Linked DNA regions of Homo sapiens: regions 1 and 3 are each linked to region 2. Evidence: chromatin loops called from intact Hi-C (ENCODE). Cell type or tissue: endothelial cell of umbilical vein. All regions are shown on one strand.

The links. Hi-C counts contacts between places; a loop is a spot of excess contacts. Peaks named below come from ENCODE experiments on the same cell type or tissue, not always from the same donor. Only the 100,000 strongest peaks of a DNase experiment are listed, where the experiment ranks them.
Region 1: a loop joins it to region 2, with 6 times the contacts of the local background. A loop is called at or near these places in 2 of 110 quality-filtered maps.
Region 3: it touches region 2 in a loop (4-fold over the local background); 4 of 110 quality-filtered maps call a loop at or near these places.

What each region holds. Positions count from the first base shown.
Region 1 is chr6:12,479,674-12,487,673 of GRCh38, reverse strand. No RefSeq gene overlaps it. Among named protein-coding and RNA genes, the nearest start is that of LINC02530, 100 kb to the left of the region's middle. RefSeq lists enhancers at 3,901-3,980, 3,020-4,219. In endothelial cell of umbilical vein, no CTCF peak of the experiment used is centred here; DNase peaks (open chromatin) are centred at 3,333 and 3,753; H3K27ac peaks cover 2,375 bases.
Region 2 is chr6:11,604,743-11,612,742 of GRCh38, reverse strand. No RefSeq gene overlaps it. Among named protein-coding and RNA genes, the nearest start is that of TMEM170B, 71 kb to the right of the region's middle. RefSeq lists an enhancer at 2,888-3,429. In endothelial cell of umbilical vein, no CTCF peak of the experiment used is centred here; DNase peaks (open chromatin) are centred at 3,012, 3,812, 5,172, 6,312 and 1 weaker place; H3K4me3 peaks cover 2,368 bases; H3K27ac peaks cover 7,451 bases.
Region 3 is chr6:12,602,000-12,609,999 of GRCh38, reverse strand. No RefSeq gene overlaps it. Among named protein-coding and RNA genes, the nearest start is that of LINC02530, 21 kb to the right of the region's middle. RefSeq lists an enhancer at 1,391-1,510 and a silencer at 3,909-4,203. In endothelial cell of umbilical vein, CTCF peaks have their summits at 4,022 (motif pointing right) and 6,408 (motif pointing right); DNase peaks (open chromatin) are centred at 1,599, 4,039, 6,499, 7,889 and 1 weaker place; H3K27ac peaks cover 2,614 bases.

The DNA of each region.
Region 1 (8,000 bases), 870 kb before region 2:
CAGTATTTAGTATGAGAGTCTTTCCTGTGAGGGCCTTCTTGCCTTAGGACAGTTGATCTGAGGTCCCTGGGATTCCTGGAGCATTCTTGACCAGCTTGCTTCTGTCTGCATCTTCAGGATACTAACCTTCTTGAAATCCCATCAGGAAAAAAGGCTGGGGAATGAAGTGGAAAGAAACAGCTCTCTTTCCAGGGACGCTTTCCATCTTGGTTGGCATCTGGTTTAACTAGGAAGGAGGGCCTTGCTAGGCCAGTATCTCAGAGGACATGTTAAAAAAAATTGGCCCTGTGGAACCCTCATGACAAAGACTCAGAATGGACTGTTAATTTTTTCTTCTGCTTCTCTCTGGAATTATTTATATTTCACTAAGAAATGACAGCTGAGCTATTCTCTTCTAAGTGCCAAATCCTCCACTGAAATGTGCCAAGCCAGCTCACTGGACATTTCACTCAGAAGGCCAAGAAGCCATCGTGGGAGAAAAGACCCTGTTCTAACAGAATTGAAAGCTGGAGCAGTGCTTTTCCCACTGACTGTTGTCTTTCAGTAAACAGAGAGGAGGGAAGTAGACCACAGATGACTTGCCTGCTAGGGAGCTGGAAGACATTGTTGCTGCCTGCCTGAATGCATTCTGGTGGATCTTTATTGGCTGTTTCATCTTGGAAAGAGTAAGTCTTAACCACAATAAAATTTTGTCCCACATCAAGGATTTCTTGAATGCTTTATCCAAGAAAAAAAAAAAGACAACAAGGAGAGAAAGGAACAAACAAAAAACACCCTGTAGGAAAAGGTGAACCGTAGGGCCTAACAGTCTGAATATTTTGTCTCGGTGTCAACCCCCAACATATGGTAATTTTCAATGACTGCCAGACGAAATGACGAACTTGGAGGTAGAAGGAAAGTTGTTTATTCATGTTAGCAATGTGTAGAAACCTGTTTACAGAAATTTTTTAAAGAAGGGTATTGGCTGTTTCAGCCAATACTTGGGTAGGAAAGCTACCATAATCCTGAAATCTAAAGCACAAACACAAATGCACAATCAAAATTAAACTTTACAATAAAATGTATAAATATACTTCCAAAGAGACTTAGCATTCTATTCACTCATACAAGGAAACTTTTGCTTGTATCTAAAATTATTTAGGATCTGGCCAACAATGTCACAATAAGAAGTTAGGAAGATAAAAATGAAAAAAAAAAAAGTAGAATTCTTAACAGCATGGCAAAGAGAGTGTTTTAAAATTAATATTAGGAAATGTATTATCTAAAATTTAAAAGCATAAAAGCATAATCCTTAAAATATCATACTGATTCACTCTGCTGCTAATTCCTAACATATATATATATCCATAATAGTAATGAATTAAAAGTAATAATTGTAGATCTAGATTAATTTGGACTCAGGTATATTTTTTATTGGATCTCCCAGGGCCAACTTTAACCTTCTGAATTGCATCCTAAGTAAATAGGACCAAGACTGAAATATCACACCTGAGCCTTGACAATCCAAACCTTCCTAGTAAAAGTTTGACTTTGGTATGTACATATCTTTGTTTCCCAGGGTTCAATTTCAACAGTATGGCCGATATCTTGCCAGTCTTCTTTCTTCCAGGCTAATTTTCATGAAGCTTGCTTACAATGAGAAGAGTGCTTTCTGCTGCAAGTCCTAAGAAGAGAGTGATGATGACAGGGTTGTATCTTCTCATCATCAAGCCACCACCCGGAGAGGGGAAAATAGTGAATCCAGACATTGTGCTTCCCTCCTCAGAATTCTCCTTGCATTGCATTTTTAAAAAATCTGGGAATCAGTAACCATTCCTCTCCCCAACATCCGTCCTCTTTAAACAACAACTGTGATTCAAGCTAACAATCTGTAAAGATGAAAATTGGAGGTTATTGAGGATTGATCCTAAAAAATATTTTTTTCTTTCAACTCTCAGAGGAGAGCTGTATGTTGTCTCCCTGCTTGTTTAACTGCTTTCTCCCTTTTGCCACGGAATTTGCAATATCTGTATGAAATATAGATTTTTTTCAATTATAAATATCGTTATGCATCTGAATCTTCAAACGTTGCTGCCCTTGACTGACTCACACACACCAGTGTTCTGCCTCTGGCTATGAAAGCTCTTCTACTTACGCCAAAGCCAAGAATGCAAGTAGAGAAATAGGAAAGAAGAATCCAGAAGCCTCATGTTACCCCCAAGATTGCTGACAGATTTTTGTTTGTTCGTTTGGTATGTATATGCAGATGTAGTTGTCTTTAACTTTATCATTGATTTCCATCGTTATTACAGTGTTGGGTGAGAGAACCTGTTTATGTTACCTGCGACATTATGAGAAATGCAGATGTAGGAAAATAAACGTATTTGGCTTAGTTTCACAAAGCAAATTTACCATGGCACATGCCTCAGCTAAACCTGTTTTCAGACTCTTCAAGTTCTTTTTTTCTGTCTTCTTTTTTTCTGTCTGTTCATCAAGAACAGACTCATGTGCCCCTTTCGGCCCGGGATTTGTAGTAGAATTCGATGAGGAAAGAAAGTTGATATAATTATGCATCGTTATCAAAATTATAGTCAATAAAACCTTTCAAGTAAGTGGGTAGTTAATTGAGATCTAGAAGGCATTTGGGCTTTCTGGCTTCACTGGCCAGCTTGCAGTCACCTGAGTGCACAGAAAACTGCTTGTTTTCTGGAATATTTTCATGGTTGTGAAAATTGATAATGTATCACTGTTAGGTCTGATTTTGTTTCCTGTCCAAAGAGGAAAGGTCATCCTCCTCCTTATTAAATTTTGAAAAATAAATAACCACAGCAGTATCTCAACAGACTCAATGTGTTTATTTTACACTACAAGAATGTGAAATAATTGGACAGTATGTCACAGGGGGAAGAAAACTAGGAGAGCAGCTTGCCGGGTTTAATAAATTAACTTTGGCTCTATTTGCTGAAAAGATGATTATTGACAGTTGCGTATCTTGTTTATGAGCACACACCTTAAACTTGATCAGGAGGAAAGAGAAAATACTCAAAATTCTTGCTGATGAAAGAGCTTTTCCCGGCTTAGGGCAATTGCTTCAAAGAAAAAGTACAAAGGTTTGAACTTCCCACCCATGTGTTATTGGACAGGGAAAAAGGAAACATTTCATAGAGATAAGCTACCGTTTTGAATATTGAAGGAATTTAAAAGCAAAAATATCAGTATTGACACAATTACAGATACCGGTCTTCTTTAGAAAACATGCACCACTTTTTTTCTTTGTGGCTTAAAGAAAAAATTAACTTCGTGAATACCAGTCATCTACATGCATTAAATATAAGACAGGAAAACTTCTCTCTGCTCTTATCGCAAGTTAAGAATATTTTCTTTTAAATGCGACTTACCTTTTAAGATGAGTGAGGCTGAGTAAGTAAGGAAATGTTAAGAGGTGACTTTAAAAGAAACTTAACCATGCAATCTCTTATAGGTGACTCAACCTGTGATGGAAGTTAATTGCTATTATTAATTATAATTATTATTTTAAGTCTATGTTTTGAGGAGCTTCCAGAACTTTCTAACTCTGACAGCACCTGTCAGTAGGGAGGTAATGGGAAGGAGCATGTACCCATGGTATGAAATGCTTCTGCTGCTTAAGTCACAAAGTCACAGGGGGAACCGGAAGTACCCACAATTTCTCCCCAAGAAGCATGCACTTCAGCGGTGAATACAGACTTAGTCACAGAAGAGAGGTGAGGTCAGCGAACGACAGCAGAAACAGGAATCCTCCAGATACCAGACCTATTACCCAGAAGGTGGTTTTCTGCCAAAAATATCAGCTTGTAGACTGCTTATCTGAAAGGAGAGCTGCTGCCCATAGGTGACATATGGCTTGAGGACCAAACTGGAAAGTGAAACCACTGCTTTAAGAAAAAGAGCCCAAGAACCCACGAGATGCTCTCCTCAGAGGAAGAAGCTTCTTGATTTCAGTCCAAATCCATAAAACACATGAGAATCTTGAATATGTTCTTATCCAAATCGGTCATTATTGATCATCAACTGTAGTCCTAACTGCTGTACAATACCATCTATTGCTTTTATATCTGAAGTTCTGCACATCTAACAAATTTTTTCCATTAAAAGACTGCTGTCATTCGAAGCATTTTATAATTTATGAAGCACTTTCACCAAAATAAATCTGTTCCTTTCTCAACCTTCCTTAAAAATCAAGTGACCTGAAGTTAGAGTTAGGGAATAGGCCTAGATCTAAGACCTGAGAGTTTGGCCCTTTCCAAAAAATGTCATATAGCCCAATGGCACGATAAGAAGAACAACAAAAACTGTAACAGTAATAATAGCTGCCACTTGGTACTTAGACCAGAGAAAGAAATTTCCTACAAACCTTACAAGCAAAATCCCATTTTGCAGAGGTGGAAAGTGTTGTTCACATATTCGTGTAGCTCTCCTAAGGTCTTGGATCCTAAAGAATGGCAAAGCTCAGAGAGTAAACCAGGTCATCTGTATCTAATTTGTTCCTCTTTTCGCTGCATAGACTGTCAGCTAGTGCAACTTAACATTTTCAGAGAAGAGAAATTTTCATAATTCTTGTCTGGCTATAAAAGGTTGAGAGAACATACTCCCAAGCTGGGATATTCCTCTTTGAGCACGTATTGATATTTTGTTATTATTATTACTTTTAAAAATAGCTCTTCATTTGGTTCTATAATCTGGTAATTAAGGTAAACAATACACTATGAGTAGTGTGAACTCTCATGAATACAAAGGAAGTGCACAATTTTACGCACTTTAAGATGAGATGTGGTAAAGAGATACAGATTTTAAAGACCATGAAAGCTAAAGCTGTAACTATGCAGAATGGTATTTCATTAGCAAATTAAAAGTTCTGCAGCTCGTTAACATCTTTGTTGATAGGTGGGCAAGAAATCAGGAACTTAGGGTGCTGATTAATTTATACACCTGTCATAGGAGCATGTAACCTTCTGCCACCATTGTAAGACAGGCAAGAATAAACTATAAAACAGTGGATGATACTGTTTCCTATCCCTCTTCTTAGAAATTATCCTAAGTAACCTTTGAAACAGCTTGTCCTATAGGGGGCCCCTCTGTGCCTGTGCATTCAGGATCACCTTTGTCTCTTCATTTCACTTTCCCTCATGTTTTGTTGTTCTGTTCAGTCTTCATGCCAACATCTTCAGGATTCTTGCTTTCTTCCCCATCACCCCTGTTGTTACAAACAACAGTATATAATCAGCTCTCACTCAGATGATCAAAATCTCACCTAGCCTGACTTCCTGCATCCCTCTTTGAAATGCATTCTGAAGATAACTGCTAAAATAATTTTCATCAAATGTAATTCACATCTTATTAGAAGCCAGCTCCAAAGATCCCAATAACTCCCCATCACACTTATGATGAAAGCTAAGTTCTAGATTGTGAGCTGGTTTCTTTCTGCCTTCTTCTCAATACTTGCTTCCCTCGCTGTCCTTATGCTTTTTTCCAATAACGCTTCCTTCAACAGCCTCACTCATGAAGCTCTGGTCCAAGTTGCTAATAAGGAATAAAAGGTCACTAATTAGAGCTTTGTTTGCCTCACTCTCTCTCCCCACCCCTCACTGGGGAAGATGCAGCCATCAGCTTTCTGCATGTCACACCATCCTCAATAAATCTATGACTTGTTCTCTTTCACCATCTGCTGTTCACCCTTTTTTACAATTTGAGTTACTGTTTCTTTTTTTTTTTTTTTCAGCTGCCAGGGTTTTGAAGCCTCCATAGCTTTAATAGAACATATGTTCATCATCATCAATTATTTTATGATTATTTCTTCTCTAAAGCTAATTCTATGCATGGTAGAAGCTCAATAACTATCTTTTGTATAATCCATAGGAAATTGAAAGTGCAGTAAAATCTCATCATTTGGATAACTAGGGTAAAGGTCAATCTGAATTAAAAGCTTAAATTGTAAAATCCAGCCATTGCTTTCAAGGAGATGTAGAATGGATTAAATAGGCCTATGGGACAATGTCAAAAGGCAATCCTTAGGATTTCTATTTTGGTGTAAAGGTTAAAAGGTACTTGCGAGGCTGAGATAGGAGGGTCACTTGAGCCCAGGAGTTCAAAGCTGCATTGAGCCATGATCATGCTACTGCACTTCAGCCTGGGTGACAGAGTGAGACTCTGTCATAAATAAATAAATAAATAAATAAATAAATAAATAAATAAATATTTTAAAAGAGTAAAGGGATTCGCAATTGGAATATTAGTTGAAATTAACCCTGGCATTTTAAAGTCCTGGAAGTATTTATTTTGATGCCTTGTTTATTCTGTTTATTTCTTTGGCAAATCTTTTCTTCCTAGATGGAGCAAAGGTGATTGCACAGCAATCTCTTTCTAAATAATCACAAGTGTCAATGGGGTGGAATAGAATCGTAGGGTTTCATTATCCAGGTCAGAAGGAGTACAAAGAAATATTTTCTATTGGATAAAACATCCACTTGCCATAATAGAATTCATAATAGCCCTGATTGATTTTAATGGCTGGACAACTTTCTTCTGCCTCTGACAACTGGTGAAATTACTTCATTAATTTTTATGGCCATGGCTTATAAATATTAATCTACAGCTCTGACACCCAAAAGTGTTCTCTGCTGTATGCAAAGGGATCCACATTTCCAAGCTGCTTCTCCAATTGTCCTTAAAACGCATACTGCATTATCTACCTCCTTACCTTTGCTTTAATCTGGAACACATCTGCTGCCATCTTGTTTTCATATCCAGTCTGTCTCTGCAACTCTCAAAAATAAATCAATTTCACTTTTTCCTTGAAACCTTCTATGATCTTCCCAGTCTCAAGTTCCAGCTCTCCTTCTGGGAGGTTTACAGTCCTAACTCTTGAGTTCTCAGCATTTACCTGCCTCCTGGTTATATTTTCCTGTGCACACAAATAAACTCTTTCCAAATGATTGTTAAGTCCTTCTTGAGGATGGAGAACTCCTTTGCTTTCTTTTTCTAGAATCACTGATTCATTCGATAGAAAACTGTTTTCCATGGCCTAGATTCATAGTAAACGAAGATGAAATATCTCTGTGGTTGCCTCAAGGACTTCACAGCCCATTTTAGAGATGAGTAAATTGAGGTTCAGAAAGATTAAGTTGACTATGATTGTGCAAATCTAAATGGGAGAGACCTGGGCATGAAAACGTGGCACTACTTGTTTTTATCAAAACTTTTTACCTTCCTTATGACCTTTACAACAGTTTTAATCTTATAACTCTGAGTCACTGCTTTTCCACCTCTAAATATCTTTATTCTTTTGTCTCTGTATTAGTTATTATGGCTGCTGTAACAAAGCACCTCAGACTGGGTGGCTTAAGCAACAAAAATTTATTTCTTCACATTTCTGGCTGGAAGTTCGAGAGCCAGGTGTCAGTGGGGTTGCTTTCTTCTGAGGTCTCTCTGGTCTCTGGGGTCTCTGGTGGATGCCATCTTCTCCCTGTGTCCTCACATGGTCTTTTTTCTGTGTGTGTCTGTGTCCTAATCTCCTCTTCTTATAAGGACAACATTCATATTGGATTAGGGCCCACCCTCATGACCTCATTTTAACTTAATTACTTCCATAAAGATCCTGTTACCAAATATGGTCACATTAGAGCCTCGACATATGAGTTTGGTGGGGGATGGAGGGAGTGGAAATTCCACCCATAACAGTCTCCTTTAAATTTATTTTTCTTCCCTTTACTCTGTGGTGGAGGCTTTCTGGAACTACTAAAATAAATGTAAGCTACACATATTGTGCCCCAAGTCAATTCAATATCAGGAGCCAACTTTCCTCAATAGGTTAATTTTTCTGAAGACAAAAACAGATTCTTCAGATCCTAATAGAAATAGCAGTACTGTTCCAGGTTTGAAATGTTCTCTGACATTTTAATGTCTACTGAGGTTCCACCCACTCTCTCTTTATATAATCTTTGATCCCTAGGAGCTGTGCCGCTACAATTTCTAGCACAGAGTGG
Region 2 (8,000 bases):
AAGTCCCTATCTCCAAATACAGTCACACTCTTGAGAGTTTGGACTCCTGAGGGTTTGGACTTCAACATATTAATTTTGAGGGACATAATTCAGCCATAACACTGTGATTTCCATCACAAATGTGTGTCTCCTCCTAAACAAATTCTGAAGTCCTAGCATCCAGAAACGATGGAGAAAGGGAGGGGAAGGGCAGGCGGCATAGCCTCTGCTGAGGAAAGTACACACATTTCTCATGAAACATTTTTCAGTGGCCCCTTCAGCTCCCTTGAATAACCTGACTACTTCATCATTCCCACACCCTCTGTATTCTCCAGTAAGCCCTTTACACAGGTTTCTCTTGTCAGGGCCACCACGTCCCCACTTTAATTCTCATCTTGGTATGCTTCTGGGGGAATCCAAAAAAAGACAATTGCTAAAATGAAATCCTAAGTAGAGGTGATGTGAGCACTAGTAGACATAAGCTACACAAATCTCCAAGATTAAGCCTAACGACCATGTGATGTGTTTCTGCCAAAATTTCTATTTATCACCAGCACAGCAAGCTCTGTATTCATGAGACCCAGTGCAAATGAAAACTGTTTAAAAGTGGGGGAAGAAACTATTGTCAAAGGTACTATAAAATAAAGCTTTTTTCCTTCCTTCTGCAGTGTCTCAATTTATCATGATGTTAAAAAAAAAAATCTGCTGTTTAGTGTTGTTCTAAGTCAAGAAAAATTAAAATTTTAAATTATTAGCATGAATTTTATGGTTCATCTTTACATTGTACAATGTCAGTTTTAAATGCAAATATGGGCCAGGTGCGATGGCCAACACCTGTAATCCCAGCACTTTGGAAAGCCGAGGCAGGTGGATCACCTGAGGTCAGGAGTTTGAGACCATCCTGTGCAACATGGTGAAACCCCCATCTCTACTAAAAATACAAAAATTAGCCAGGCGTGGTGGCGTGTGCCTATAATCCCAAGCTACTCACTCTGAAGGCTGAAGCACGAGAATCACTGGAACCCCAGAGGCGGAGGTTGCAGTGAGCTGAGATCGTGCCACTGTACTGCAGCCTGGGTGACAGTGCAAGACTTCATCTCAAAAAAAGATAAAAAAATTAAAAATAAATAAATAAATAAATGCAAATATGAGAGTATTTAACTCATCTGCAGAATCACTGGAATTATGTAATTCATATTTTTCAGCTTATACATGAATATATATTTTTTTTCTTGCCAGAACAGTGGAAATACTGCACAAAACTAACTCAACTCTTTTTATTTATTTATTTATTTATTTTATTTTATTTTTTTTGAGATGGAGTCTCAGTCTGTCACCCAGGCTGGAGTGCAGTGGCGCAGTCTTGGCTCACTGCACCGTCCGCCTCCCGGGTTCAAGTGATTCTCCTGCCTCAGCCTTCCGAGTAGCTGGGGTTACAGGTGTGCACCACCACACCTGGCTAATTTTTGTATTTTTAGTAGAGACGGGGTTTCACTATGTTGGTCAGGCTAGTCTCGAACTCCTGATCTCAGGTGACCTGCCTACCTTGGCCTCCCAAAGTGCTGGGATTACAGGCGTGAGCCACCACACCCAGCCTTTTATTTTACTTCTTGATATGCACAAACTCTATCAAATCTTAACGCTCAGCTGCCCTTTTTTCCTTTTGGTCTATGTCTTCATTTTCAGAGGAAGTATATGGTTAATTCAGGGAAGTGCATGAGTAAGAAAGAACAGAATAGGGTCCGTTGGTCGTTAGTATTTGTTATTAATAGAATGCCATTGCCTTCTTTCTTGTGTCAAAGCAAGTTCTGCTTCAAATGGAAAATGTGCCCTCTTGGAGCTGTCAGTGTCCCTCCTCCTTCCTCACCTCACCTTCCTTGGTTGTCCATGCTTACCTTGTATTTGCTTTGAGTCTCCCCTGAATCCCCACACGTGGTGGGTCCACTGGAATTCTGTGTCCAGGGGGCATCGCGAACACTGTATGTGAATGAGCAGCAAGGATCAATGGACATGCATGTTGCATGTCACTACTCAGCTCACATGCATGCTCCGTTTTCATGTTGGAGTACACCTGCAAGATCCGAGTTCAAAGGTATTAAGGATTCATTAAGGATTAATAATTTATTAATCCTTATTAAAGATTTTACCATGGCAACAGCAGAATGTTAAACCGGATATGAGATGCTTGTGAGTTCAGGGCCCTGGGTAGGTCACTCAACTGTGATGCTAACTTTGATCACAGAGAAAGGGAGGCCATGGCATGTTGAACACCCCTAAGTGGGAATCACGCTTCTGCATTACAACCAGAGGCAAGGCACTGAACTCTCTAGTCATCAGAGTCCTTATAAGATGAATGTCTTGTACATGATAATCATGAAGGTATTATTTCTAAACACTTTATCATTCAACCAAGGTGAGAGGGCTTCTTGAAGTTCTTTATTATGTTCAAGCAGGTCTCGTTTAAAACCAAGAGTGAATTTAAAGAACACAACTGTCCCTTTGTTTGGGATTCCCCTGCACTCACTAATATCATTTAGATAAGTTAAAAAAAAATCCTGATAGCTTTTGAATATTTTTGGCAAGAGCAAAATTTTTTCTAGATGGCCAGAAAAATTCCATGATTATTTTTTTTTCTCTTAAATGCAGGGGGCTTTGCAGGCTTCTAATTTTTAAGCCTGAGTGCATCTGCAGACACACATAGACACACGCACGCCCTTGGTTTCCCCTCTGGCCCACACCAGCGTGGCATGGCCCAGACAGCTGCGGTTTGTTGTGTTCGCTGGTTTCCAGCTGTGGTCCTTGCACCTGTCCTCACCCGTGTTTTGTACATTCTGGAATGTCTGCTGGTTTTCCTTATCAGACGCGTGGAAGAACATAAACATGTCACCTCTTCCTAACAAGACTTCCAGAGTGTGTGTGTGTGTGCGTGTATTTGTGGGACTTCCTAGAAACCAGGGCTGTTTTCTCTTGCCAGGCGCCACAGCAGGCCTTCCTGTGCAGGAGGTCATTTCAATAAGGACTCTCGGAGCTTAGTAAGCAGAGAAAAGAAGGTCATTCCCAGACAGGATGTTGGGAAGACGCCCGGCATGAGCCTTGCTGGGCAAGAGACGCCAACCGGACCAAGAATGTGGGCCAGTCCCCCAGGAAGTTATTCATGAGCCTGCACTGTATGATAAACAGGCAACCAAAGCCTTTTCTAAACAACTAAAATAACAATGCTCCAAATTCCAGAAAATCCTCAAACAATGACTGGACATTCCTTATCCCCTATTTGCTTATTTGTTCACCAAGTACTTTCAAAGAAACCAGAAACTGAAGTTCTGACTTGGGTTTCAGAGCAGGAATAAAGTGTGAGAAGATGTGCTGGCCACGCCGCACTCCCTGGGGACATTCTTCCTTTCAGGGGAGTCTCCCCTTGCCACGCCAGCCCAGCCTTCCAGAACCCTTGTCACTCCCAGTGGCAGTTGAAGGCTGAAAGCCAGCATGGACTAGCTTTAAGACAGGTCAGCAGGATGGGGCCGAAAACAGGGAGAAGCTTCTATGGTTTACGGGATCAAAAGATGTAAATTGGTCAGGTTAGAAAATTATTCCTGAATAAGCAAAAAAACTATTCGGGGAGCTGGAAATGTGCTATATATCTACATGACTTGAAAGAGATATCAAAATTCCTTGAGGGCATGTATTGTTTAAATTGTAATATACATTCACTTGCTACACAATGACACTTCAGTCAAAGGCAGATGCATATACAATGGTGGTCCTGTAAGATGATAGTATTTTTACTGTACTTTTGTATGTTTAGCTACACAGATACTTACCATTGCATCCCAGTGGTTTATAGTATTCAGTACAGTACCATGGGGTCCAGGTTTGCAGCCTAGGAATGATAGGGTCTACCGTATAGTGTAAGTGTGTAGTGGGCTATGCCACCTCGGTTTGTGTAACTCTGATGGTCACACAACGATGAAATAACCTAATGAAGCATTTCTCAGAAGAGATCCTCATTGTTAAGCAGCACATAACTGTGTATGTATAATAGTATGATTATATGTGTGTGTACACATATATAATGTATACATAATTTGCATAATTATGAAATAATATTCTGTACACATATATAATGTATACATAATAATTTACATAATTATGAAATAATATTCTGAGTATCATTTTATAGATATAAATGTCTACAGAATCTAAGTCTGCAAGTAGTAAGATGACGGGTGGATATATGCACATATATCTTCTAACACTTGTTTATAGGTAAGACCCATTCTTCATTGGAAGAAATAGAAACTCTTGTCATTTTTCTCACTGGTTCAGTAAAATTGCACTTGGAAACTTCAATGCAATCTTCTCTCTACTGTCCCGGCTGCAGGCCAGAACACCCAGTTTCTTCTTTTTTGCTGTGGGGCTTAAGACTCTAATGTATGCGGTTTATCTATTCTTTACTGTTGGCAATCTGTATCCCACACTCCCCTCTCCCTTATAATGAGAGCTTTGAAGGGAACAATTTTTTGTTGTTTCCTTGTTCCCCAAGTACACAAAGCAGTGACTGGCACATACTAGACACTCAAAATTAATTTTGAATGAATAAATGCATCTAGCCTCACTTCCAAAATTCAAAAACACCAGATATTTACCAGACACCAGTGAATACTTCTGATTAATGTGGACCTAAATGGAAGACTGGATTGGTATTAACATGGTACTTTCTGGAGAATAGAAAACTCAAACCCACAAACATACAATTAGGATTTGACAAAAGGGCCATCACGGGTGTCAAGAAGGATACATTTTAATGGGACAGACAGAAGAACCTGGACCATCTGGAACAACACACAGAAATGAGCCCCTGCCCACAAGCCCAAGGAATCTCTACCCTTAGACATCCTTGAAGCCAGTGCTCTGAAATGGCCAGTTTCCATCTTGTCTGTTGGTAGAAGAAAGGCTGCAAAGAGAGACTTCAGGATTTTCCCAAGCTCTCTTTTCCCAAGATTCTGTGAATTTCTCCGTCCATCTCCCAGGGGCAGGAATTCACACCACATCAAACCTCCCGACAATGCTGGCAGCGTGGCTGGTGTGAAAGAGACTCTGGACTTGGATCAAGAAGGGATGGAGTAGAGTGAGGCTGAGATCAAAAAGCAGGAAGAACAGCCTGGGGAAAGAGCTGGGGAGGAGCTGGCTCTGCTCTTTGCACTTACACCGGTTTCTACTGGACCAGCTTTAGTTCTGCAGCATTTTCCAGAAAGCCTTTTCCTGGCAACGTTGAGATTATTTCTAAAATAAACACAAACCACTTTGCATCTCTCTCCGTAGGCTGTGATGAACAGAAAGAGGCCTTGGAGAGCCGTGGGACTCAGGAGCTGGAGCCAGGCTTGAGACGGGGTCCAGAAGGAGCAAGATGGGATGCCTTTGGACTGAGACCTTAAATTCCACCCAGTTTATTACAACCATGCTCACTCCTCTACCTGCCCTGCCCCAATCGGTGCAAACTGCCTTCTCCAGTCTTGCTTCCTCTCTAATCCATAGGTTGTCTCTGTTTTAAGAAGGCAAGTGGCCAGTGAGAGCCTTAAACTACCTTAGTGTTCTCTAAATAAGATATGCCTCCATGGAGTTGTAAAAGTGGATCTTTGCATGTCACAAAATCACATATGCATGCCAGGGCCCTTTTTGCCATGGTGGGGAGTGGAGGGATGCAGTGAGACATGCTATATATTTCTTGTCTTTAAGACAACAATCTTGTTAAGAATGAAGACCAATTCTAATTGAATCCTAAATTCCTTTCCTTACCAACTGCAACAAGAGATGCCAATGCAAATCTATTTCTAGACTGAGATAGCTTCAAATTAAATTTGGAATAAAATTTCAGGAGAAGGGTCATTTCTGGCTTTCAAAGGCAAACCCAGAATCAGGCAGCCCCACTTCCTGTTAGGGTCACTTTCCCCTCTGAAAATGAATGATACATGGAGGCAGGGAGATGACAGGTGTTTAAAATTTAAACCATGTTGCCTGGGGTGGGTGCCGATCCTGGCATGCCGCCCTGGCACCCACATGATAATGAGGTGCTTGGCTGGAATCTCTGGCTGAGGGCTTTTGTTGGAAAAGGTAGCAGGCAAGCCCAAATAGCTCCCCAACAGATATAATGGCTTAATTATTACTTTAATCAGTAAGGCCGAGGTTCCTTAAAGGGCAGCTTCCTTCCCTTAGTTTTTTTCATCCCACTGGCTGCACTCACAGCTGACTGTTCTGAGCACGGTCCTGTAACGAGAGGGCACATGGCCAACTGGATCTTAAACCAGCTTTGTGCACTGTAAACAAGATGTACTCTAATTATAAAAGAGGGTAAATGGAAGAGCCCAACAGGCGGAGGAAATTGAACATGGGTACAGAGTCGGTTGACTCAGAGGTTAACTACCCATTGAAATGGAGTCTAAAATGAGAAGCGACCTTTCTTCAGCACGGTTTTCATTCCATGCTTGATCCACAAAGGAACAGATACTCCACAAGATAAAGGCACCCGTGGCTAGCGGACAGCCTTGACTTGGTTCGTTGGATTTTCACAAGCTTGCCAAAAAAAAACAAGGGGGTGGGCGAGGAGCATCTGCTTTTTACAAAGAGACTGAAATGTAAAATTAATGTTCCAGGTCTTGTTTTAGAAACATGCACCTCAGAGCAGCTAGGCTGCACTGTTTCTGTCTGAAAGGTTAGGATGGCTCATTTCAACGACCCATCCCACCCTCCCACCCTGCCCCACCTGCCTGCATTCAGCTCAGGGCAGCTTCTAAATAAGCCTCTTTGTACAAAGCCAGCGTGCCTTGCTTGCTCTGGGAAAAACTTGATAGTAGTGGCTTCCCTCCTCTCTGCCCAATCGCATTTCTGGAAAATGGATTTTCAGGTTTCAGTTTCACCCAACTCTACCCAGGGCTTGTTTTCCTGGAAGGTTCAAGTTTTCTTTGCAGATTTTTCCTGGGAGGCCTCAACTCTTTCCCCAGTCCTGATAGCTTTAAATTCTATTTTCAACCTTTGCACACGATAACCCTTTTTGTTCTCTTGGAGCCCTCATGCTGACACAATGCCCTTCCTCCTTTATAATCTGTCTGTCTTTCTATATATTTATCTCCGCAGGAATGTAGCACCAAAGAAAGAAAAGTTAGTAACAGGGTTTACTCCCTGCAGCCTAGTTGGCTGTTTATGTCTCTCTATACGAAGTATTCACCCCAGAAAGGAATGTGTACAGCTCTGGGCATCCCAGAAAACAAGCCATCCCAATGCCAGGTAACTCAGTCAAGCACAGAGGGAACTCATAACAGATATATTTTTCTTCCTTTGTTTTAGAACAAATGATGCCCGTAAGTGCTCAAATGTGAGTGGGGAAAAAGGAGGGTGTTAGAAGAAACAAAATAGTGGTGTTGCAACCGTGTTTTCTTCCTTTCCCAGGGCTCTGTGTGCACCCCACCCTCATGGCAGCCCAGCCAAGAACAGGAGATGATTCTTGACTGAAGGCTCCAAAATGACACCCCTGTTTTTGTTCTTTCCTGGGGTTCTCTGGGGACAGTGGCTGCCTGAATAGCTTCTCCAGTGATCAAGAGGTCCTGTCTGTGGTGTTCTGATGAGTTCTTTGTACTCTGTTTTCTATTCCAAGTTCCTAAAACAAAGGTGATGCATGTTTAACTGAGTATTCAAAAAAAGAAGCTTCTGGAAGCTGATAAAAATTGACTACTGTCAGTTTAGAGGCAGAATCCTTAGTTTGCTGTTTCTTCTTCCTCTTCTTTCTTCTTCTCCTCCTCCTCCCCCTCCTCACCCCCCCTTCCTCCCCCTCCGCTCTTCCTCCCCCACCCTCCTCCCCTTCCCCTCCTCGTCCCCCTCGCCTTCCTCCCCCTACCCCCCTTCTCCTCTCCCCTTCTCCTCCCCCCTCCTCCTTCCCCCTCCTCCTCTCCCCTCCCTCTTCTTCTTCTTTTTTTTGCTATTATATTCTTCCACAGAATCTTTCACATATCTGTGATGAAATTTTGAAAGTC
Region 3 (8,000 bases), 1.0 Mb before region 2:
CACTGATCTGTGCAGCTGCTATGCCAAGGCATGGAGGGCTTAGCGCTGAATCTTACAGATGCACCAATTCTGCCAAAACATATGGGAGGAACTCACTTCAGCTCTTGCTTAAAAGATAACAACACTTTTGGATCAATGGCAATAATGCCAAATTAACACAAAAATCCTTAATTGTGTGTTTCTGATGAATGATTAGTCTCCTAATTCAAAAAGGCAGTGAAACAACCTCCAATTAAAAGTAATGTACTTTACTTAGATTGAATAATAGACAGCATTCTCAATATTCCAACTTGGCATGTAGCAAAGGGGTGATGGAAATTCGTATTTGCCAAGACTGCATGGCAGTTCAGAAAGTTGATTTTAAGCAGGATGATTTCAGAATAATACTTTCCCCATGAGCACTACTTTTTACAGAACCTCTTATGAAAGGGCCTTTCAAAAACATATCTGAGATGAGACAGACTATGGTAGAGTGACTTCAGTTTAGGACAGCTCTACCTTCACAAAGACTTAACAAAGCTCAACTCCTGTAACGCCCTTTATAATGTTTAAAGATGTGCTGTAGGTACTTTTTTGCATATTATCTCTAGTTCCTCACACAATACAATTAGGTATTGTATTGCAAATGAGATTTTATACTCATTTTACAATGAAGAAGTTCAGACTCATTAAAAAATTGTAGAAACCATCCACCTGGTAAGTAGACTTTGGAGGATTCAAACCTAGGTTTGTTTATCAGCAAAGCCTGAGTTCCCCCAACCACCCCCGCCCCCCGGCACAGCACACTGCTTCCCTGGTTCAAGGGCACCATAAAACTTACTACAGTGGAAGGAAATTCCAGAGTTTAAGCTATTGTCAAGGTAAGTCATATATGTGGTCTTCCATTGGTCATCTTGACAAGCTGTGAACAGCTTCATAGATATTTCCTGTTGTTTCTCTATGGTAAACCTTGACTGGCAGGTTTATAATTAGTCTTTCTGTCCAACCCCATTTCTCTTCTCCAGTGAAAGGTTTAGCTATGACACTAAGTCCCTTTTCAGTGAAACAAGGAATATGGTCACTTCTAGTTTGATTTATGCAGGACAATCGGAAAGATTGGGCAAAAGCTGGCTTTGGCTTTCTTTGTTTAGGCTATCTTTGGTTGAGAAAGTGGAAGGGAAAGTTCAAAGATCCAGAAATGGTAAGAAGAAACAAGAAAGCCATCAAGTTTGGTTTATTTTCTCAAGTTGATTATTTATGGCTAGTAGTCCACAGATGAAGAATTTTAATGATCGAAACCTAGAAATATGTGTTGTGCTATTTTGAGCCTGTTTCTTTAAAATGTAAGACTGCTAGAGGTATGAAGAGAAACTTTTGTTGTTTAAAAATAGCATTCGATATTGACAATCTTTTCAAAGTTGCTCATAATCACCATTTAACTGAGTGGATTTTATTTCTGGATACCAAAAGATATGATGATGCTTTTGTTTCTTTTTTTGTTCCTCTTTTTGCAGATAAAGCACACCCTGTCTACATGCACTTTCATTATGCTCTGTTGCAGGAAATTAGCTAACATTTGTGGAATGTGTCATCTTTTACTGCTCAAGGGTTTTGTTTTTCATCCTTTTACAGAAAGGATTGTTCTTAGCACCTTACCAAGAGCGCATCAATATAGTCACGCCACAACTGATGGGTATTGTCTGTTATTTTCATAAAACAGTGTGCAAAAGGCTTCTCAGCCTTCTTTACATAATACAGCGAGTGTCAATAAACAGAGTTTTGTTTTTTTTTTTCCAACAAGCATAGACATTTTATTGGCCAGGTGCGGTGATTCATGCCTGTAATCCAAGTGTTTTGACAGGAGGATGGTTTGAGGCCAGGAGTTTGAGACCAGCCTGGGCAACATAATGAGACTCATCTCTATGGAAAAAAAAAGTAAAAAGTAAAAAATTAGCTGGGTGTGTCTCACGTGCCTGTGACCCAAACTACTCGGGAGGCTGAGGCAGACAGCTTGAGCCCAGGAGTTTGAGGTTACAGTGAGCTATGATTGTGCCACTGTACTCCAGTCTGGATGATGGAGTGAGACTCTGTCTCTAAAAAACAAAAAATAGACATTTTATTATCATCAGGCTTACTATGAAGACTAACAATTGGTAACTGAAGTTCTGCACTGAAAATTTATATTTTAAGATGGTTTTTTTCACAAAAGGAGCTTTTCTTTGTCTAATATTTAAGTCAAGATTCTTGTTCCTGGCTTCAGTATCTCTGCAGTATGTTCATATATTTATTCCTCTGTGTGTGTGTCTCTGTGTGTGTGTGTGTGTGTGTACATATGCATATACACATATATACTCATACCTGCATGCAGGTTCCATTGCTGTTTATCATGTAGGAATTTTTTTCTCATCAGTGACATAGGTTTAGTGACCCATCTTCATTAACTATATCACGAACATTCAGGGACACAACAAAACTAACACTATCAGAATAAATTATTCATCCAAAATCCAGTTTTCCTTCTGGTAACCAAGTACTTAATGATCAGAACAGAGAAAGGCTAAACTTAATAAATGAGACTATTTAAATGAAAATATTCAGGATTGTAAAGGTAAAGATAAATGTTATGTTTGCTGTATTTACAGCTCCTTTGTATGATGCTGTAGCATTTAAAGCCCAATATCCATGTAGGAAATGATGAAGAAGATTGGCAATCAATTGGGAAATTGAATGGGGATGGGTAAACTTTACAGCTGTGGGTTTTAACCAAACCCAATGGTTGTTTTACTACCAGAAGAGTGATTCTGTGGCATATATTTCTTGCAGAAAAGAAAGAGGAGGGATAAACATGTGAGTGCATGTGTCTGCGTATGACAGGGACAGAGAATAAGGAAGCATAAGAATTTTGAGATAATCAGTAGGGAGGGAAAGGGAGAGATGAGCAGGGAGGGAGATGTTAGACTGGCTGTCACAGTGAGGCTGATATTTTTAATTTCTCTTTTTTATTCCCTGTGCTCATTTTGGCTCCAAGTCGCTGAGGCCGTTTCTTCATGAGTTTTAGTATTCTAGTCTAGTGAGACACACAGGGAGACGAGCAAACAAGACTTCAGTGTGAGCCCATCGATTGCTGAAGGGACCCTCGTCTGGCAACATCATTCCTGCATTTTGAGGTCAGCAGTTCTCAGGAAGCTAGGCTGGCTCAGTGCTTGGGATCTGCAGTGGAAGCTGACGCTCCCCACCAATCATCCAGTGAGCACAGGCAATTCTATCTTCCCACTGCTCTAATGATAATGCATTCCTTCCCTTTGAAACACTTAATTTTCAGATTTTGATAACTTCTGCCCACCTTAACTCCTATCAATCAGACTTTATGTAACAGCACTGTGTTTGGTTCCTGAAATGAAATATATTCTTCAGAACAGCTATAAGTGGAACAGGCTCAGAAAGAAGAGTGGATGTCAAATACTGTTTGTCATATCCTAGTAAGAAGTAGACTTTCATATGTAACACATGATCCCAGTGTAGCTTGATATAAATGGAAGATTTAAGTGAAAGAGGTCTATAATTTTGTTGGCAAAATAAAGAGAAATTTCCCTTATGCTAAGACCAAGTAGCCAAAAGTATCTCTGAAAATGGTAGACCTAATTCAATGAAAATCCCTCTGAAATTCTACCAGAGCTTTCGTGATTGTGTTAGTGAAACTCATCAGGTAAGGCTGGAGCTATGAGGATTCTCATCATTAACTTAATGGGGTTTGAGACTCAGATGCTTGAAAATGTGTAAGGTGGTTTGCTGATTTAATGTGAAACCGGAACTGTTGCCACCAGCCGCTCCTACCCACCCCATGTCCTGCCATTCCCATTGTAAGACATGTGTTAATGAGAACTGAATATCATGTGATGGCATCATTGGATCAGTTTGGGAGCCATTATCATACCACCCATGTGTGCTTGCTTTTGCCGTTATGTATTTTCTGGTGAGCAGTTGGAGTTCTTCCTTCAGTTACGAAGTGTGAGTTAATAGATGACACTCTATCCTAGACACTAGGTGGCGGCAGACTGCTGAGATAAACCATTACCCAAGGGACCGAGAGGCTCAAACCTGTTCCCCAATACTCAAAAGGCAGATGAAAATGGCAGGTGGATAAAACTGAATGGTATGAAACAACACACGCAAGATTGCAAATTTTCAAAGGCATGAATCACTATTGCATCCCCCAAAATCGTGTGAAGCTGCTTAAAGCTAACTTTACTTTCTTTAAAACGTCCTGGAGCAGTTATCACCCAATGGCCCTAATACCGTATCCAGTTTTGTTACATCTCTGAAGTCAAAGGTAGACACCCAGATATCATAGCTTCTCTCATTTATCATGAAGGGTTAACTCTAAATCTGTATTTTCAACCAATCTCTTTTTTTTGTTTTAAACATGTTTATAGTTGTTTTAAGTGGTAATATTTAAGTTCAAATAATTAATAGCAATATTTATTAATACTATCAGCCCAATGCTTGAGTAAAAATGCTGAAAAAAGTATAAGATGTTCAACTGTGTGCAAAGCACCACTGAATGTTTTCTAAGAATATTAATTTCTTATGAAAGACTAATAATAGATTGTCAATATAGTTTTAAATATTAAATATAGAACCAAATAAGATTTGACAATGAGAATTTAAAGACCATCATACTGTATTGGTGCACATGACATTCTAATTTTCAGTTTTTTTCCTATAAATGTTTCCTGTAATATGTCTTTGTGAATTGTTTTTTCCACTCAGTTTTAACTCCTAATCAGACCCAGCCCCACCTTGGAGAAGTCAACATCTTTAAGATGTGGAACATTTTAAGATTTATTTAAACTGATGACCAGCTAAAGATAAATAAGATAAATCATAAATATAATAAAAATAAAGAAGAATAAGAAAGCAAATAAAGAAATAAATAATTTTAAAAGAATAAAAACAAATTTAAAAATAAGTTTTAAAAACAGGACACTTTATATACTCTCAACTGGCTATTTCTGTACTCCCAGGGCATAAGCTGAACATAAATGACACTAAATAGGAACCCTAAAAAGAAGTGGAACAGAATTCCCAATGATGAAACCTGGTGCTTCAGGAAAATTCCAGTGTTAGAAGACATTGTGTTTGGAATGAATCCCCCTACACGCTATTACCAAATAAAGTTGTGCCAGGGCAGAATTTGAAGTTTTGTGAATTTGTTTTTAGGTTTTTAAATTGATTTAGGCTTCAGGAATTTCTAAATTTCTGCCAAGTCTAAATAGCTCTTTGTGGTAAGGCTATTAGCCTGTCAACTAGATATCACCAAAGGTCTTCATGAAGTACAAGTGGAAAAATAAGAGACAATTGCACTTTGCATGGATAGCTAAAAATATTTTCCACTCTCAAATACTCATCAAGTAAAAAAAAAAATCAGAGTATGGGCCTTATATCAGGACACTAGTATTTTCTTTGGGACTCTTATTTTTTATGCATAGGCCATATGTACTTTACTAATATTCTACAATGTATAATAGAATTTGGTAATATAAATAACTTGTGGTTTTATTTATATAAAAATTATATAAAGGTATAAAAAGTTTTCATTTTCACTTGCATATTTAATGCGTTGCTTTTGTAAAGAGGAGTACATTTATTTGAAGATAGAATTACCTAGAACATAAATGATGTATGGTTGCAGAATAAACACATTTAAAATGACTTCTTTAATTAATTTTTGAATTTTGAATTTTACCTTATTTAATGTTGATTTTTCTTTTTTAAACCATAGCAGGGTACATTTCTCCTTTGCTACCTGGCTCTACTCTCGGCCAAACCTCCCAGCCCATGGATGAGAATTCTCTTGTGTATCAATGGATATGCATGCTTTATTTTGTTTTATTCTGAGGGGATCTGTTTCTTCCCACAGCAGAAAAAGCAAAGTTGCCTTTTTCAAAGTTGCTTATGCCGTAAGGCATAAGATGGTGGTAATTCTTTGTGTCGACATCTATTTTAGTACAGTTTAAAAGTAGGTACTTTTTTAGTATTTTCAAAGGGGTCTGTCCATATTTCATCTTGATACGTTATTTTTTGCCTAGCACAGTGTCTTGCCTATGGGAAGCATCATATATGTTTTAAATACATCTATACAGTTTAATTGAATGCTAATAAATTACTCCCCCAACTCAGTAATAATGGAGAGAAGGCCAAATGGAAGTGAGGGTGTGGTCATACTCGGAAGGGATTCTTGAAACTGTCTGGTAGAAATAAGGCTTCTATTAATAAATCAGTCAATTCAATTAAACACTAGACTAGTGTCCATTTAATCAGCTTCTGAATTTTGGGTGTACAAGCAAAATAGTGTACGGTTTGGGTGAGTCTGGTTTGTTTTGTGTTTTCCACTATGAAAAAAATCAGAACCACTAGAGGTCACTCCAGTTATTAGCAAGAACTGGTTAGGCTAGTCTTTGTCTTACAGGACAAGGCAGCTCTGGCAAGCCTGCCTAAATTTTGCCATCAGCAGAAGCAGAATAAAAGTTAACTTCAATGCTCATAAATGGTTAGTACAAGTCTATGGTTTGCTCTATCCCATTACGCCATCCTGATTTACCTTCCTCCGTACCATTTCTTTCCGCTGTACCATTTCAATAATAACCTCAGCAGCTGTGTCTACTATGTGTTTATTATGCATCAGGCAATATTCCAAGGATTTTGCATCATTATCATCTTTACTTTGCACAGCAACCCTATGAGGGCTGTACCATTACTGCTACCATTTTACAGAAGATAAAATCAAGGCTCAGAGAATTCACAAAGCTGAGTGACAAGGCTGAGATTCAAACCCAGAGCCCACACTGGTAGACACAGATCGGATCCCATTAACAACAATGGGGTATGCTTGACTCTTATTTTCTATTTAAACAACAGGTTTGAGTGTTGTAACAGGAGAAAAGTTTCGGAATGCATATATGTGGCAACAGGAAGCACTTTGGCATCCCTCAAATCATACTCTACAGGTCAAGCAAATGCAGAGTTGTGTGTGTGTGTGTGTGTGTATGTGTGTGTGTGTGTGTATTTGGGAGGGGAGAGAGAATAGAGGGGAGTATGGAAAATGGATCTAACAAGTTAAAGGTGGGATTGCTGTTCGACATAGTCAAATGGCCAGGCCAGCAGACCCATAAGTCCATCACTTCCAAGTGACTTATCCAAAAGAAAAATAAAACACACCTTCCCAACCCTGCCATTAAAAAGATACTACTCAATCTGAGCAGCGGTTGTGTACTGTGTCTAAAGCCATGAAAGCACCTTTTCTACAGCATCTCGGAACATGTTCAGCGATTTGGTGAAAGACCCAGGAGCTCTTATTCACACCCTGCTTTAAGCAGTAGAGAGCTCTGCTGGCTCAACAAAGCATTTTTTTTTTTCCCCAAGGATTGATAGTATCTATGTATTTACATAATACCTCTGCCTGTGGCAAGCCTGACTTAGATGAAGAAGTGGAGGCTGAGGGAATTTAAAGACACTTGCCTCAGGTTACAAAGCAAGTCAACACAGATGGAGTTTAGCATCCCCAGCCCTGGAGTTTCCACTCAGTTCTTGGGCTGCTAGGACCCTGCATTGTGCTTGTTGGTATTAAACCTGAAGATCTCCCTTGTAGAATGTTCTCACAGGATCCCGCTCACCAAAAGGTGACGGGGGATTACAGTTTACCCTAACAAGGCCAACATCTTAATCTCATAATGAAACCTTCTGAGGATCCCCTCTGCTTTCACTCTGAGCCCCCATAAAAACCAATCATCATGTATACCCCTCCACCAAATGGTCGCTGCGATTGGCACCTGTCCTGGCCTGTGCCTTTGGAATGGAAAGTCAGGATAGTTTCAAAGTTTCATATACAATAACAGGAAAAAAAAATGAAACAAAGGAACATTTTAAGCAGCAGTCCCCACCTCTGAGCTGTTTCTTTCCAATCTCAGCCAAAGCTTTGCATACCTCAAATCCCCTGAGAGCAGAGAAGACTATAAAACAAA